2 separate regions of the Homo sapiens genome follow, and region 2 is linked to region 1. The links are chromatin loops, found by intact Hi-C in ENCODE. Cell type or tissue: mammary epithelial cell. All regions are shown on one strand. Each heading gives the region's core, and the rest is flanking DNA. Links, peaks and the distances in the headings are about the cores only. Region 1 overlaps ITGA4 (integrin subunit alpha 4). Region 2 has its middle 120 kb from the start of EPCART.

The links. Peaks named below come from ENCODE experiments on the same cell type or tissue, not always from the same donor. Only the 100,000 strongest peaks of a DNase experiment are listed, where the experiment ranks them.
Region 2: a loop joins it to region 1, with 10 times the contacts of the local background. A loop is called at or near these places in 2 of 110 quality-filtered maps.

Annotation. Positions count from the first base shown.
Region 1 is chr2:181,462,403-181,470,747 of GRCh38, reverse strand. The region is part of intron 2 of ITGA4 (integrin subunit alpha 4); the gene reads right to left. Among named protein-coding and RNA genes, the nearest start is that of ITGA4, 9.2 kb to the right of the region's middle. In mammary epithelial cell, for the core only: a CTCF peak has its summit at 3,908 (motif pointing right); a DNase peak (open chromatin) is centred at 4,847; H3K27ac peaks cover 658 bases.
Region 2 is chr2:180,237,749-180,246,093 of GRCh38, reverse strand. No RefSeq gene overlaps it. Among named protein-coding and RNA genes, the nearest start is that of EPCART, 120 kb to the right of the region's middle. In mammary epithelial cell, for the core only: CTCF peaks have their summits at 4,277 and 5,140 (motif pointing left); no DNase peak of the experiment used is centred there.

The sequences.
Region 1 (8,345 bases), core at 84-8,083:
GCCCACCACCATGCCCAGCTTCTCTTTTCTTTTGTTGTGCCTGCGGAATCTTGGTAGAAGAAGTAAGACTGCTACATGATCAGCTTGTGATCATGGCCTTCTCCAAAGCTTTTCTCCCTTAACCTGTGTGATCCTGAGTCCACTCCTTTTCCACTCAGTACTCAGCCTTGACTGGACGTTAGAATCAACTGAAGGGAGTTTGAAACCAGTACCTCCACTTGGGCCCCACTCTTAGAGGCTCAGACTTGACATGTCTGGGTTAAGAACCAGACATAAGAATTTTTTTGAAGCCCCCCAGGTAGTTGTAGCATATGGTTGGGCTTGTGAACAATAGCTCTACAATGTAGCTCAGGGGTGTCCAATATTTGGTTTCCCTGGGCCATACTGGAAGAATTGTTTTGGGCCATACGTAAAGTACACTGACACTAATGATAACTGATCAGCTAAAAAAAAAATTGCAAGAAAATCTCATATTTTTTTTCCTCTTTGACATATTGATTTTATTTTCTTTGGATATATACCTTCAGTGAGATTGCTGAGTCTTGTAATAGTTCTATTTTTAAATTTTTGAGGAATCTCCATACTATTTTCCATTATAGTTATACTTACTTTCCCATCAACAGTGGGCAAGGGTTCCCCATTTTTCCACATTCTTGCCAACATTTATATCTTTTTTTTTTATTATTATACTTTAAGTTCCAGGGTACATGTGCACAACATGCAGGTTTGTTACATATGTATACATGTGCCATGTTGGTGTCCTGTACCCATTAACTCGTCATTTACATTAGGTATATCTCCTAATGCTATCCCTCCCCCATCCCCCCACCCCACGACAGGCCCCGGTGTGTGATGTTCCCCTTCCTGTGTCCAAGTGTTCTCATTGTTCAATTCCTACCTGTGAGTGAGAACATGCGGTGTTTGGTTTTTTGTTCTTGTGATAGTTTACTGAGAATGATGATTTCCAATTTCATCCATGTCCCTACAAAGGACATGAACTCATCCTTTTTTATGGCTGCATAGTATTTCATGGTGTATATGTGCCACATTTTCTTAATCCAGTCTACATTGATGGACATTTGGGTTGGTTCCAAGTCTTTGCTATTGAGAATAGTGCCGCAATAAACATACATGTGAATGTGTCTTTATAGCAGCATGATTTATAATCCTTTGGGTATATACCCAGTCATGGGATGGCTGGGTCAAATGGTATTTTCTAGTTCTAGATCCTTGAGGAATCGCCACACTGTCTTCCACAATGGTTGAACTAGTTTACAGTCCCATCAACAGTGTAAAAGTGTTCCTATTTCTCCACAATCTCTCCAGCACCTGTTGTTTCCTGACTTTTTAATGATCGCCATTCTAAGTTTACGGATTGGTGTTGGGCAGCATTCAAAGCCATCCTGGACCACATGGACAAGCTTGATGTATTAACAGATGGTTATGCCTTTTCTTGTATTATTTAAAAACCTACTGTTTTAAAAATAAAAGTAATATCCTTTGTTCCCCCTTTGTTTAGTTACCTATTGAAATATCAAATGTTAAGCAAATTGTCTTTGGGTAGAAATACAATATTTCTAAGTTGGTCAAAAATGACGATTATTAGAACTGCCATGAGAGCTAATTCTCATGAATTTCTCTGACAGAACACCATAAACAACCTCAGATTATATTTTATCCAAATGTCAGGCTGAAGTGATTTATAATCTGGTTTTCAATTCAGTTCATAAATTACTCATCTAAACTCTTAGTAAATCAAATCAGCTCCATAATTGAAAAAGTACTTTACATGGTTTAACATAAAAGAGGTCAGCAGAAATTAACATGGTGATAATTTTCCCTGCTTTTAAACAACTAGAATGACTAATTCTTTCCACAGTTGAATGCATTTTTCCACTAGATATTTAAAAAACAAAGCCACATTAAAAACCATCTCCTTTTAAGCCTTTCTCTTTCCTATTTTTTTTAATTTGGGAAAGAAAATGTAAAAATGCATGCTTACTACAGTTTATTTCTTCCTACTGATGTGTATCAGCATATATAAATGTGTATATAAATGCAAATGAACAGGAATTTTGATCAAAGAAATACTACAAAGCTAGTTAAATACATTCTTTACTCCTCCCCCTTTCATTCTTATTCATATCACCAGTTTTAGTGTCATTGCTCCAAGTGTGACAGGGACTATGGGAGATTAGATATTTGACCTTGTATGTCACCTCCATGAGGGCAGATTGACTTTTGTTGACAGCAGCATTCCCACAGCTCAAGATAGTGCCTTACATGCAGTAGGCAGGAACTCAGTATGTATGAGGGAGGGAATTTTGAAATACATTATATCACCACAAAAAAATCCTTTACTAGAATGTACTACTGCATAATTATCACCAAACTCTCAGAGATCTAAGCTTTGGAGAGGTCTTTTCTCTTTACTATGATTCTCCCCTACTTCTCTTCCAAAATATTATTTTCTTCAATTTTAAGACAGTAACAGATGGTCTGAAAGGAAACAGTCTCTGAGTTTGAAGATCTTTACAAAGGATGATTTGTGAGTGGGATGACTTAAGACAGAATCAGCTGGGGTCCTCAGAAGATGCCTATCTCCGAGGGTTTCTGCAAGGACTGTGGAGTAAATGAGATATGTGTGACGTGCTTGGATGACAGCCTGGCAGCGAAAACATGCAAATGTTAGTTGCCATTGGCATCATCATATTAAAGATTAATGTAAGCATATTAAGCTGCACATGCAATGCAGCATATAACCTGGCTCATAAAATATATGTGGCATATCATTATTGGGGAACTGTAATCATACACATTAACTCATTTTACACCCACAGTAGTAGCAGAGGATTGCTGTATTATTAATCCTACCCTACAGAAGAGAAAATTGAGTCTTAAAGGAATCAAATAACTTGCCCAAATCCGTAAGTGGAAAGATTAGAATTAAAAAATAGCATCTTTGATCTCTAAGTTATTTCACTCTATAGCATAGAACTCTAGAAATATTCCAGACATATGAATTAACTGAAATCTATTCCACTTTCTGAAGCTTTTAGCTGAAAATATATAAAATATAGCAAATATGCCCACAGACTGTACAATCGACTTTCACTTGTTCAAGAAAAAGGTCACTTACTTGTTCCCTATCTTGCCCTGCTCTTTTCCTCCATTTAGAATGGTTCTCAGTATTTTGGCATTTCCACTAAAGAAAGAAGGACCAGGGAAAAGGTCAGACTCTAAGGTCTTCTTTCTATATAACTTTTGACAGTGCTAGTGAAATACTTTTTGGCTAGGAGAGCTTGGGACTTTCTAATGCAAGTAAATGCCTGCTTTATCTACCTGCGTCATCGTACTGTCACTTCCCCACCAATTCAGACATTTGACTGGGGCTCTCAGTCTGGCTTTCTGGCTACTAAGACAACATATATACTTACCTGATCTTTCAAAACTCATGATGTGATGTGAAGTTTCAGAAAAGCAGTAAAAGCCCTTACCTTCCACCAACTGTCTTTTTTTTTTAAGCTGAAGCTCTATTCCATTGTAAGACAAAACCCATACATTTCAAATTGTTCCACTCTAAAGTTTTTCTTAATCCTAAAACATGAATGACCCTTGTTCCAATTCCATATTTTATAAAGAGTCATTCATTCAAGATATTTTTTATAAAAGCAATAATTAAAGTATATAATCCCTTCACTCACATAACTTCAGATTAGGAAAAATATATTAAAAGTGAGAAAATCAATTCAAATATGAGAACATGACAAAATTTACCATTGCAGGGCTATGAGGATGACAGAAAACTTATGCTTGTGTATGCAAGAATGCCTGGCACCTAGTAGGTGGTCAATAAATAATCAATGCCTCTGCTCCTCAGGGTACGTGCATTATGGTGCTTTGAACTGAGCCAGCAGAGGGCGCTCACAATGCTGCAAGAATTGATCAGCAGTCTTTAGCTTTTTAATTAAAATGGCCCCTTAATTTAGTTTTTCCTTTTAAGTCCTAATACTTACTAAATCCATTAATACTAATTCATATAATAATTGACTATATTAAACTATGTACTCTTTTCACACATCTAGTTAAACCTGGTGGCAATGTTTCTAAAAGATAATGATGTTTATGAATTCTACAATAAAAATAATTTTGGGTGATGGAAAGTAAAATATCCTTGGGTTTTAGAGGTGATACAGGACATAAAAGTACCAAACTTCTAGAACTCTTTTCCTCCAGCTAGTCTAGTGGAGAATAAGAGTCAAAAGAGCAAAACATCAAAGTTGGAAACCATTCTCAAAGTATGTTTTTTTAAAAAAATGTGTTTAAATGTCATCTTTTCATATTGCCTAAATAAAATCTCACAATGGCCAATAATCATGCTCAATTTATGTGAGAAACAGTTTATATAATTGTAGTCCTGAAAAAGCCAGTTATTTCAGCTATTTTTTTTTATCTTATTCTATTCTATTTAGAAAGAGTTCAAGAGGTAAATGTCCCCAGAGAGTAGTGCCAAGCTTTATGGTTGCAATTTTATAAATCTGGGCTGATCCTGAGTCATCATGAGGCCTCAGAACTCTAACAACTAGGTCACTTCTGGGTTTGATTTTAGGTTTGGGGTCTCTGCCAGGACTTCTTCAAAATCCCACAGAAAACGTACGCAAGTCTTTTTAATAACTAAAGCTGAAAAATGTGCCCCAGCTGATACATTTTGTAAGCATAATTTAAAGAGGGAAAGTTAGTCTCTAATTACTAATACTTATTGCATGCTTACTACGTACCACAGTTTTAATACATGCAAAGACATGTATTAACTCACTTTTCATAACATCCCTATGAAGTAGACAATACTATTATCATCCCAATTTTATGGATGCAGAATCTGAAACAAGGGATGACTAAGCACTTGCCCAAGGTCACACCACTTGTAAGTGGGGAAGGAAGGGATTAAAACTCACACTATCAACCACCATCTGATGCTGCCAGACAATTAGTTGTTAGTACTTTTCCATTATTTTCAACTATGGACATTTTGAATAAACCTATACTATTCTGAAACAACCTATTAAAAGAGCATATTTAAACCTCTAACATTAGAAAATAAGGAAAGAAAATTCTGAACCTCCATGGTTTTCAATTAATCTCTTGGATTTAAAAATTCATTTGAAAAACAATCACTAATGTGTGGATGCCACTTTGTCTATCTTTGAAACAAGAAAATACAAAAATGTAAACAGAAAATACTCCAGGGAAATATGCTTGGTGGTCAGTATTAAAGTTCCATGCTTGGTTTTGGAATCCACAGGGTAGGATGGTTGAAAAAGAAAAAGAAAAAAAGACAGCAATGAAAGAATTAAAGGAGGTCAGGAAGATAGGAAGGCTTAAAAATACATGAGAAAAACCAGTGAGGAATGTATCATATTATCCTGGCCAATAGAGGATCAGAATGAGATGAGGAGTTACAGATATCAAAGGACGTTTCTCTGGGCAGAGTTTAAAGGATAAAATGTGATATTGACAATGACTGGCAGACAAAATGATTGTAGTCTAATGACTTCTAGAAAACTTCCGCAAGAAAACAGACTGGTATTGTGGTGAGGTAGACCTTGAAGGGATTCACAAACAGATGGTGCACATTGACCAGCATTTTCTACACAGGGCATAATGTCAAAAGAACATGTCTAATCCACTGCACACAAGGAGTCCCATAAAAGGGGTTTTTAGAACTAAGTCTACAATCTATTTTCTGAACATTTTTGTGAATTATAGTGTTTTACATAGTTTATATAAAAAAGATTTTCTATGATTTTTAAAAATTCTCAGAGGTAAAATGAGAACAAGCACACTGAGCCCAGACCTGTCACCTGTATGTCCACTTCCATATTCTAATTTGATGTTTCCAGCTAATCTCAAAATTAAAAATCCCTGCTTTTAAAGACAGTCATTTCCAAGCTCCCTATTTCAGGAGCAGGTGTTACTGTCTGAACTACCTGATATGAGTCTTTGGAACCCAAGGCGGACCTAGACACTTTGGAATGAGGCTGAAATGTGCAGCAAATCCCAGGGGATTTTGCCCAAATGTGAAAAAGATGAAAATTATTTCACATTTATTGAGCCCTTACATGTGCTCTTCAAAACCAGTCAGAACTGGGTCCACTACTCAGATTTCACTCCTCCAGGAAGCCTTCTCCCATTCATTTCTTCTCATCACTATGTACCTGTCTATTGTCATGCTTATTACATTATCTCATAATTAATTGTCCATTTACCTGTCTCTCCCATCATCTCAACTGAGTTACTCAAGGGCTTTAACCATGCCTTATTCAACTGTGTATTTCCAATACATAAGTAATCAATAAAATGTATTAATGAAGGAAGAACCCAGTTAAAAGTTATTGACGCTTGCTATTGTTTCTCACTTCTCAACCCTCTGCAGTGGATTCACCATTAAAGCTTGTCTTACCGAGGTTACTAATGAACTAATTCTCTAAATCTAATGAGACCTCATAATTTACCACCCTGGTTGATGTCTTGGCAACCTTTACTACTGCCAACTACTCACCTCTTCTCAAAACACTCTCTTCCTTTAATCAGGTTAATGTCAGATTGACCTGATTTTTCTTGCTACCTCTTTGGCTTCACCCTCTTAGCCTTTTTTTCAGCCTCTTTTCTTCTCCAGCGGTTCTCAAGCATGGATGAATACTGGAATCATCTGGGGACCTCTGGAAACTACTGGTGCCCTATAGACTTACCCCAGAGATTCTAGTAGTTTGAGATGGGCCACCAGAACTGTTAAAAGCTCTGCATGAGAATTTAAGTTACAGCCAGACTTGAGCAGCACTATTCTAATCACTTCTCGAACTGTAGGAATCCTTAGAAATTTGCCATTGGCCATTTGATCTATTTACCCCAGAGAGATGGTAATCAAAGCCTTGGAGGTGAATGGGGTTACGTCAATTACTCACCTCTGATTTGCTAGTACAGACCTCTCTACTGTCTACCACACCCATACATGGAACTGATCATAGAACTGATCACTAGATTTTTACTTCTATGTCTCACAGGAATCTCAAGCCAACGAAACTCATCATTTTGCCAGAAAACCTGCTGCTCTTCCCTTTTTCAGTATATTGGATCATCATCCATGTCACAGCCCAAATTAGAAACTTCAGTAACATCTTTGGAACATTCTCACTCATCTCTTTCATTCAATAATTACCAAGTGCTATCTCCTAAATACCTTCAGAATCTCCATGTTCTTCTCCACTGCTATTGCCAGTGTCCTTGTACAGACACTTGTCATCTGTAGTCTAAATTATAACAAAATCTTCCTACAACTGCCTCATTGCCTTCAGTCTTGACCCAGTTACTCCAAAGCATTCACTAACCTGCAACCAGAGAATCTGTCAAACACACAAATCTGATCATGTCACTCCCCAGTTTTAAATATCCTAGGGTAAATTCATACTTAGAGTTGTATCAGAAGTAATTCCTGCCTGCCTCTCTAACCTACAGTTTAGCTCACACTCCATAGTGCAACTGTACACAATTTTTAGTTCTTCAAAAGCATCGTGCTCTCAAAGACTTCAGGGTCTTTATACACACAGTTTGCTCTTTCTGGCAAACTTTTCCATAGCCTCTTCCTCTGGCTAACTTCTGATTATTTTTCAGTTCCCCCACTTGAACACCAATTCTTCAGGAATGCATCACTTTATTGTCTTACCTAGATTAAATCTCACCATACTTTCCTATAATAACCTATCTTATAAACTTTAAAGCCTTTGGGACAAGGAGTATGTTTCTTTTGTATGCCCAGGTTCAGGCCCTTAGGCATCCCTCAATGAACAACTGAATGGATAAATTACCCACATGTGCAACGGATTTCAGCATCTGACCCTAGAACTGTTGCCAAGGGGATATATTTTCAAGTCATTGGGTATATCACTCAGTGACCAAGTAAACTTAAGGCAAAAACTAAAGTGCATTTAGAAAGCCTCATCTCTCAAATTAGGTGGAAACCTCATCCTTTTGGGACATAAAGTTTGGGAAACTGCTGGAAATAAGGAAACTTCTTTCTGGTAACCTGATAGTTTATTAGTGAAGCTCTCTGTCTTGATTTTCTACATAATTGTATAACAGCCTTCATTCAGGGATGATTTTTCAAAATGACCAATCTGCAATCTCAGCTTCATAAGCTACAATTTAAAGCACATTGCAAATGAAAAAGTAAAAAGTTATCAAGAAAAACATATTTGAAGTTTCAACAGTGAGATATTTGCTATTTAATGTTAAGCTAATAACTCCTATGAATCAAGTAGAAGTGAGGATTAGGTAATCATTAGTTTAAT
Region 2 (8,345 bases), core at 310-8,309, 1.2 Mb after region 1:
GTTCCTTTTCAAAAAAAAATCTAGTCATTAACAATTAACAATTTTCCTTAGTATTTGTCAGGTTTGATAAACATGAGCTAAGACTTTTTTTTAAGCCACTTCAAATGAATGAATTCTTCTTTCATTCCAAACTGCAGTAGTTTACATATTTTAAAAATACATTTTTAGTGAGTTGGAAAGTACATTTAAAGGTGTTATCAAATTCTAGAGCTTAGCATATATATTTCAATTTATCTGGCACTTAGTGAATGTTGCCGATTAGCTTCAAAATCCAGAAGGCATCAAGGTCCTATGCCTATTTTAACACTTAATTTTTATCTGTTACCCCCAAGGTAATATTCTTACTTTGCTCCATGCTTTTTTAGATTTCTGTGCCTCAAATGTCTTGTGGCCCGATTTAGCTTATTATCATTTTACTTCAATATATGGTAGATTAACAAACACAGCTGTAGTACAAAGTATAAACAAATGGTAGTTTGAAGTAATTCTGTAAAAATTTCATGCAGTTTTGTGGTTTAGGGTCCATAGATTTAAAATCACAACAATTAAGTTTTTCTACCTGAAAGTCTCAGATGTATTGGTACGGCTGCAAATATAGTATTTTTTACTCCATCATCAAAGTCTTTTTGAAATCAATTTTTTCCTTAGGGTGAAATTTATTTCTCATACAATTTTTATAAGGTTGCTCAAGAGGGATCATATATGTACAAATATACCTTTGGAGTCTAGAAAGATGGATTTAAGAAGAAGCTGGAGAACGGGAAAAAGTTCAAAGCAGTGCTGTGTAGATAGGCAAAAGGTGGAAATTGAAACACACACACATGGAACAAGGGAGAAAATAGGAATAAATTAGTAAAGGCAATTTCTATTACAGATTACATGAAAATAAATACTAACACTTTAGAAGCAGCCGCTTTCAGCTGAATCTATGTTTTTGAAAGACATCATCAGAAATCTGTTTTTCTTCATTTTTTATTTCTGTTTTCCTCTGTAGTCCTTCATTTCTGGGCAGGATCTCATAAGTGATGATAAAGGTCATGGGAAGATCCAAGCTTACAAAGTACCAGCTTAGCCATCGCAGAGGAAAGGACCTCTTTCATATATATCTAGTCTAGGGGTTGAATTTCACTGGATGAAATTACATCAAATGCCCTTCTCTGAGCTGAACTGTGCAGGAAATCTACAACATACCACATGCCCACTCCTAAATCTGGAGAAGGATTGTCATTACTACCTGAGTTACATGGACTGAAAGTGGAGGAAGGGTTGTAACTCAAAAGAAAATCTATGAGGTAGTGACAGGAACACACACATGTATGCCGTGTGTGAGCCTTATATCATTCAGCTTCCTAGGTGGTATCCTCAAGATAGAATAATCCAAAGAATGTCTGATAAAAGACTATTCAATTAATAAAAGTTTGGCTAGGGAATGGAAAGGATACAAATAATAGGAACTAAAGGAGACAACAGTTATCAGAATCTGAAAGAATACAGTCTTTTAGAAATGGCCACCTTGAGAGGAACAATGGTCTTTTGTCATGGAACAGAGCCAGTCCAAGGCAACTGGCAAGGAGGATGCCAGGGAAACAATACTCTAACCTCAACCTCCTCATTCCCTCTGATTTCTGCCGGGGTCCCCATTGACGAAACCCAACAGCAAGCCAGATGACAAGGGAGCTCGCAGAACATGGTAAAATAATGGAGAGAGTGAATCTGCTTGGGCAAATAGAAGATATCCAGCACATAGTCACTGCAAAAGATAGATTACAATAGTGTTCAGTTGTAAATGTGTGACAAAACCAATTCAATTATAGTAAATGTCATGAGAATGAAGATATCTGCATGACTTAATGGAAATCTATCCTCAACTCCATATAACCTCTCGTCCCAACATTTATTTATCTCTATACTTTTCTTCATAGCCAAGTTTCTTGAAAGAATAGTCAAGATACCATTCTCCTACTTTCTCATAGGCCATTTACTCCATAATTGCACGTTGGCTTTTGCTCTCAATACTTTACAGCAGTGGTTTTCCAAATGTGGTCCCAGATCAGCAGCATGAACATTACCTGGTCATATGGTTTGGCTCTGTGTCCCCACCCAAATCTCATCTCAATTTGTAATCTCCATAATCCCCACCCATCAAAGGAGGGACCAAGCAGGAGGTGATTGGATCATGGGTGTGTTTTCTCCCATGTTGTTCTTGTGACAGTGAGTGAGTTATCATGAGATCTGATGGTTTTATAAGGCAGTTTTCCCTGCTCTTTCTCGTGCTCTCACCTGCCTCTTCTCCTTCTGCTATGATTGTAAGTTTCCTGAGGCCTCCCCAGCCATGCAGAACTGTAAGTCAATTAAGCCACTTTTCTTTATAAATTATCCAGTCTCAGGTATGTCTTTATAGCAGTGTGAAAACAAACTATTACACCCGGGAATGTTAAAAATGCAAGTTCAACTGTTCCTTTCAAAGAACTGGTGGACCAAATACTCTGAGAAGCTGAGGCCCAGAAATTTATGTTTTAGCAAGCCCTCCAGGCAATTCTGAAGCACGATAACATTTGAGAATTATTGAATTGCAGAATTTCAGAAACTTATATTTAAAAGATTACCAATAAGCTCTACCATGTTAGACTCTCTGAGCGGTTTTCTGTTCTCGTCTTTCTTGACCTTTCCTTTGACTTTTGTGTGTGGTATTTAACATTGTCATCTCTTCTGCAGGGGGAATCATCCTCTCTGTGCTTTTATATGCCTTCTCACATCAGAAAATAATAATATTCATACTTTTGGAAATATTGGGACAAAAACCACTCCCAATGTCTTCACTCAACATATCCCAAATCTTTCTAATACTAGTAAGCATTTTGTTGCTAATAAGCAGAGCTAATGAAATAAAGGTCACTGTTCTTGTGTGAAATGCCCTTTCTTATTTTTTTATTTTTCTAGTTGCCTGCTTGCAAACTTTATTGAATGCTTTTCACCAGGGCAGTGTGAGAAAGTGAAACCTATAATTTTTCAGCCATTGTGCCTGCTAGTAGGAAGGGTAATATAATTCAAGGAGAAAATAAGAAGGGGCCCATTGTGGCCTCAAATATAGGCCAAGTTTTTCCAATCCACTTTTTCAACAAATGATGCTGATATTTTGATCTTTATCTGACTCCTATTTTTTCAATTCAGAATCCCCGAAACTAAGGGAGAAGTACAGTTGTCATCCTAAATTCTCAACACAAGGTGCATCAGCTGGCAAACTATGAAAATAGATCCAGGACTGAGTTTTAGATCAAAATATGGCACGGATCTATTAAACTTTCTAATGTAGCTGAAATGAAGAGCTTTAACAAGTGAACGCTTCTTGGTTCTTTGAAACTTGAAGTGAGCAGAAGCTTATATTTTTCCTGGATGTCTACATGAGTGCAGGTTCATGTTAACAGGCTTAGGTTATGTAGCTAAACACAAAAGTACAGTGAGCAAGTGAAGTTTTAAGCAAAAATTTGAGTGGTGTGCTTGAGCTGAGAACCACAGTAAGGTTTAATCAGGAAAAAGCATTCAACTTAGCAGTCATGTTGGGCATTTCAAAGCCTTCAAATGGAGTAAGTGGTAATCTGATCATAAGTGCAAACATAATGTTTTTTTCCTGAGTTTTGAGGAACTTAAACTGGAGAGGCACTGTTATATATTCTAGGATTTGGTCATACATAGAATGAGTAAGATCATTGCTAGAACCAGGAAAGACTTTTACCAGGTAGAGCAGAATTTTCATGCATGCACTGTTGGGAGGCATCTCAGCCTGGAACATGAAGTACTGGACTAGAGTAAACATCTCCTGATCTGTAGAAGTTGAGACTTTTCATGACCTGGATGTTGGTAGAAGAAATCTGACAGAGCTTTCCTTGTGCCCACCTTCAATGTGTTTCTTTAGTGCTGCTAAATGGACCCTAATGGAAACAAGTCGAGTCCTGCTTAGAGGAAAATAAATGGTAGAGACAATGCCATTGCAATCAAAAAGATTAACCAATAAAAATGGAATTAAAAATGTAAAATATGAAAGTTTATTCTGAAGAAGCACATAGCACAAGTTACTGTTACTGCTTTTCATCGGACTTCTGTTTTTGCAGCTATAAAAACCTTGGACTTACAGAGTGGAAATTATTGATAGCCAACTGACAACTATCATAGAGAAGCTAAAACTAAAAATGTCTCTATCTTCTTATTTCTATCTAGCCTCCATATGCTACTAAATAAATGATCCTTGGCTGACATCTGTGGTGAGGGCCTGAATAGTATTATGTTCTAAACTATGGTTATATTATTTTGCTAGTACTGCTGCTGTGGCACCTACAGGCTTTTTGCTTCTCAATCATATGACTGACCAAGAAGTATTGTGATGATCCAGTGTGTCCTATCAATTCCTGAGCCCCTTTAAAGGAACCCAGTGTAAGAAATTGCAGGTTACAGCTGCTGAAGGAACTCCCATTGACTTAAAACTCCAACCCAATTGAAAATCAGCATAATAAGACATAATGGAGAGATAAATTTTAAGTTTTCTTTAGGAATTTAATTTAGAAGCAAATTTATTCTGGGTATTAATTTTCCCTTAGCAATTTGATAATTAGAGGGTGTTCTGAATTTGAATATTTGGGTCATGTTTTCACTGCTGGCATTGTGCTATCTGGAACATTTTTATACTATAATTTGACTGAATATGTAATTCCTTCTAAATTTTGAATAAATACAATTTGAGATATGGAATAGAATAGAAAAAAACTTAAAATTCAGAATAGTAGATAGATTTTTTAATATAGTCTTCTTTTCACCCATTTCAGATCATTCTGGGAACAAAATATGAATTGCCCACCATGGTTCAAAGAGGATAATGGTGAGTGGTGGATGGTGACAGGGAGTGAATTCACAATGATGAGAACAGGACTGACTTTGCAAATTGTAGCTTTTCTTTCCTGTTTACCATAGGTTTAAGTATCAAGCCAAGGTGTCATGAGATGAAAAGCTGGGCAGAGTAAGGGAATTATTTTCTGACACTCCTCACATTCTACCTTCAACTCCTAAGGTAGGAACCTCTCCAATTGCCTCACTCACTGCCCCAAAAGAAGAAAGATAGATATTGGTGAGAGCCTGCCCTCTCTTGGTGAGAGTTAAGGTGATAAAAATCTCTTTATGAACTTTCTCCTTTAAAAACTCCATATTCTTGTGGCTACTCCATGCTCTTCCAATATTAATTCCATTGCACTTTAGTATCTGTCACCAGCTCCACTCCTATCATGTATCACCTCAGTGAGTTGTTCTCCAGGGCCCCATCTTTGGTCCTTTTAGTGTTTTTCTAAAATGCAAATGGAGACATATCACTCTCAGCTTTCAATGGATTCCTTTAGCTTGCAGAGTAAACTCTGAATTCTTTAGCTAAGTCTTTATGGCTTTTTCTAAATACATGAGGAGAGACATGATCAAATTTATAGATTTGAAATATTACTTTGTTAGCAATGTGGGTAAACTAATAGGTACCCGGTAAATATTTGTTGAATGAATGAAGGAAAGAAGGAATAAGGATATGAGACCTGGCTGAAGAATTTGTTGGAAAGAGGGAAGAGATACCTAAAAGATAATAAGAAGGTAAAATCTGCAGCAAAACTGACTAACTAAATAGAGGTGGGAGATTAGAGGAGGAAAGTGATATCCAGATTTTTGTTTAGTTTGTGATATTATTTTTCAAGAGAAAGAATGATAAGAATAAACAATTTTAAGGAAGAATTCATGAGTTCAGTTTTAGAAATACTGGTTTTGAGTTTTCAGCCATAACACAAAATGAATTATTTGCTCCATCAATTTGAAAGCATTTACCTGAACACACAATGGTATTTATGCTTTCTCTGTATCTGTCACACTTGTTCTGACTGCCTTGAGTGCACTTCCAGGCTTCTGCTCCTGATACTTTTTCATTCTTTGAAGCTTACTTTAAGCATCCTCTTTTTTAGAGAGGAGCCATGCTCCTTCTATCAATCCACAGTCAAATTAGACCCATTCATTTATGTGTCCTTCAATCCACATTTATTCTACTCAATATATAATTATTAAGTACCTACAATGTGATACACACTGACCTTGCTCTCTTCCCCCACTTCTAAAATAATATTTAATGCATTACACTATAATAATTGACTTATAATATTTCTCCTCCATATACTATAAGCTCTTTGATTACAGGTACATTGTCTTATTTGATTTAATTTTCCTAGAAGCTAGGCCATTATTAGGCACACAAAAATTGATGGAGGTTGCTTAGAAAATGATTGTGGGTCAGTCATTGCAGCTCACACCTATAATCCCAGCACTTTGGGAGGCCAAGGAGGGCGGATCTCTTGAGCCCAGGAGTTTGTGACCAGCCTGAACATCATGCTGGGACCCTGTCTCAACAAGAAGAAAAGAGAAAGTAAGAAAGGAAGAAAAGAAGAAAAGAAGAAAAGAAGGGAGGGAGGGAGAAAGGAAGGAAGGGGTATTAGAATTCTCTACAGGGACAGAACTAATGGAATATATGTATTATACAGGGGAGTTTATTAAACATTAACTCACATGATCACAAGGTCCCGCAATAGGCTGTCTGCAGGCTGGGGAGCAAGGAGGCCAGTGAAGTTCCAAAACTCAAGAACCTAGAGTCAATGTTCAAGGGCAGGAAGCATCCAGCACAGGAGAAAGATGTAGGTTGAGAGGCTAGGCCAGTCTCTCTTTTCACATTTTTCTGCCTGCTTTATATTCACTGGCAGCTGATTTTGTTACAGGTGGGTCTTTATTCTTAGAGCTCCCAAGATGGTGGCGGGCTGCTCTCAAGATGGTGGCGGCCACTCCTAAGATGGCAGCAGGCCTTTTGTTCTCTGACCTGGGATTCTTGGCCTCACAGATTCCAAGGAATGGAACCTTGGGCCATGTGGTGAGTGTTATAGCTCTATTAGAAGCCATGGGTCATGGAAGAGAACCGTGGAACCCAGTGACTACTGTTCAGCTTGATTAGGATGAACCCAGGTACTTAGCCACACAGGAACAATAGTGAGCCTCTAGCCTGGACAGGAATGGCAATGGGCACCTCACTACATCAGAAGCTCAGCAGACACCGCGACAGATCCGGAGGGGTGGAAGTCAATGGTGGGTCTGCAACAGTGTTGAACAGCAGTGGTGGACGGTGAGTGAAAGCTCAGCTCAAGCTGGAACAAACACGTCCCGGAAGAGTGTGCAGTTGCAAGATTTTATAGAGTGAAAACAGAGCTCCCATACAAGGGGAGGGGACCCAAAGGCAGCTTCCCACTCCCGGCTCAAATGCCTGGGGTTTATCTCCAATCATTGTCCCTCCCCCTGTGCTCTCAGGCAATAGATGATTTGATTATTTCTTTAACCTCCTATTTTTAGCCTAATGGGTATTTTAGTGAGCTCACTTTACTACCTGATTGGTCAGGTGTGAGCTGAGTTACAAGCCCGGTGTTTAAAGGGGGGTGCAGTCACCTTCCCCAGCTAGGCTTAGGAATTCTTAGTCAGCCTAGGAAATCCAGCTAGTCCTGTCTCTCAGTCCCCATTCTCAACAGGAAAACCCAAGTGCTGTTGGGGAGTTTGGCCGACAACCATTCTAACAGCTTCCTGCTGAATTTGGGGCATAGTAGGGGTTATGCAGTTGAGATTTCCTCGGGAGGGGTGCCTTTGATGTCATCAACATAGGAGCAAGGGTTAGCAGGCTGGTCCAGGGGTCCATGGTGGATCTTAGTCATGGACTGCATCTGGGGCTCCATTTGAAGAACGATTTGTAGTTTTACAGCTTTGATTCTGGAAGAGACAAACTTAACAAGGAGGTTAAATATACGGGGATTGAAATGTATGGCCTGAAGTGCAGAGGGAGGCACTTACAACAGTTAGTAGGGTTTTGGGATAAGGGCAAGCCAGTATAGGCTGGATGTGTTCCTCACTGAGGGCCCTGGTGCCTTTGGATAATTTTAGCCCTAAGTATTTAATCTGCTGTAAGCAGAGCTGAGCCTTTGGTTTGGAAACCTTGTAGTCACAGGTGGCGAGGAAGTTTAAGAGCACTTGGGTGGTTTGATGGCACAAGGTTTCTGAACGGGTGGCTAAAAGTAAATCGTCCACATACTGAAGGACAAGAGTGTCCAAGTATGACAACTGGCTCAAATCTTGGGCTAATGCCTGGCCAAATAGATGGGGGCTATCTGTGAACCCTTGGGGTAAAACAGTCTAGGTAAGTTGAGACGTTGGGTTCAGAGGATCTCAAAGGCAAACAAGAATTGAGAGTCAGGATGTACAGGGATACAGAAAAAGGCATCCTTAAGGTCCAGGACTGTTAACCA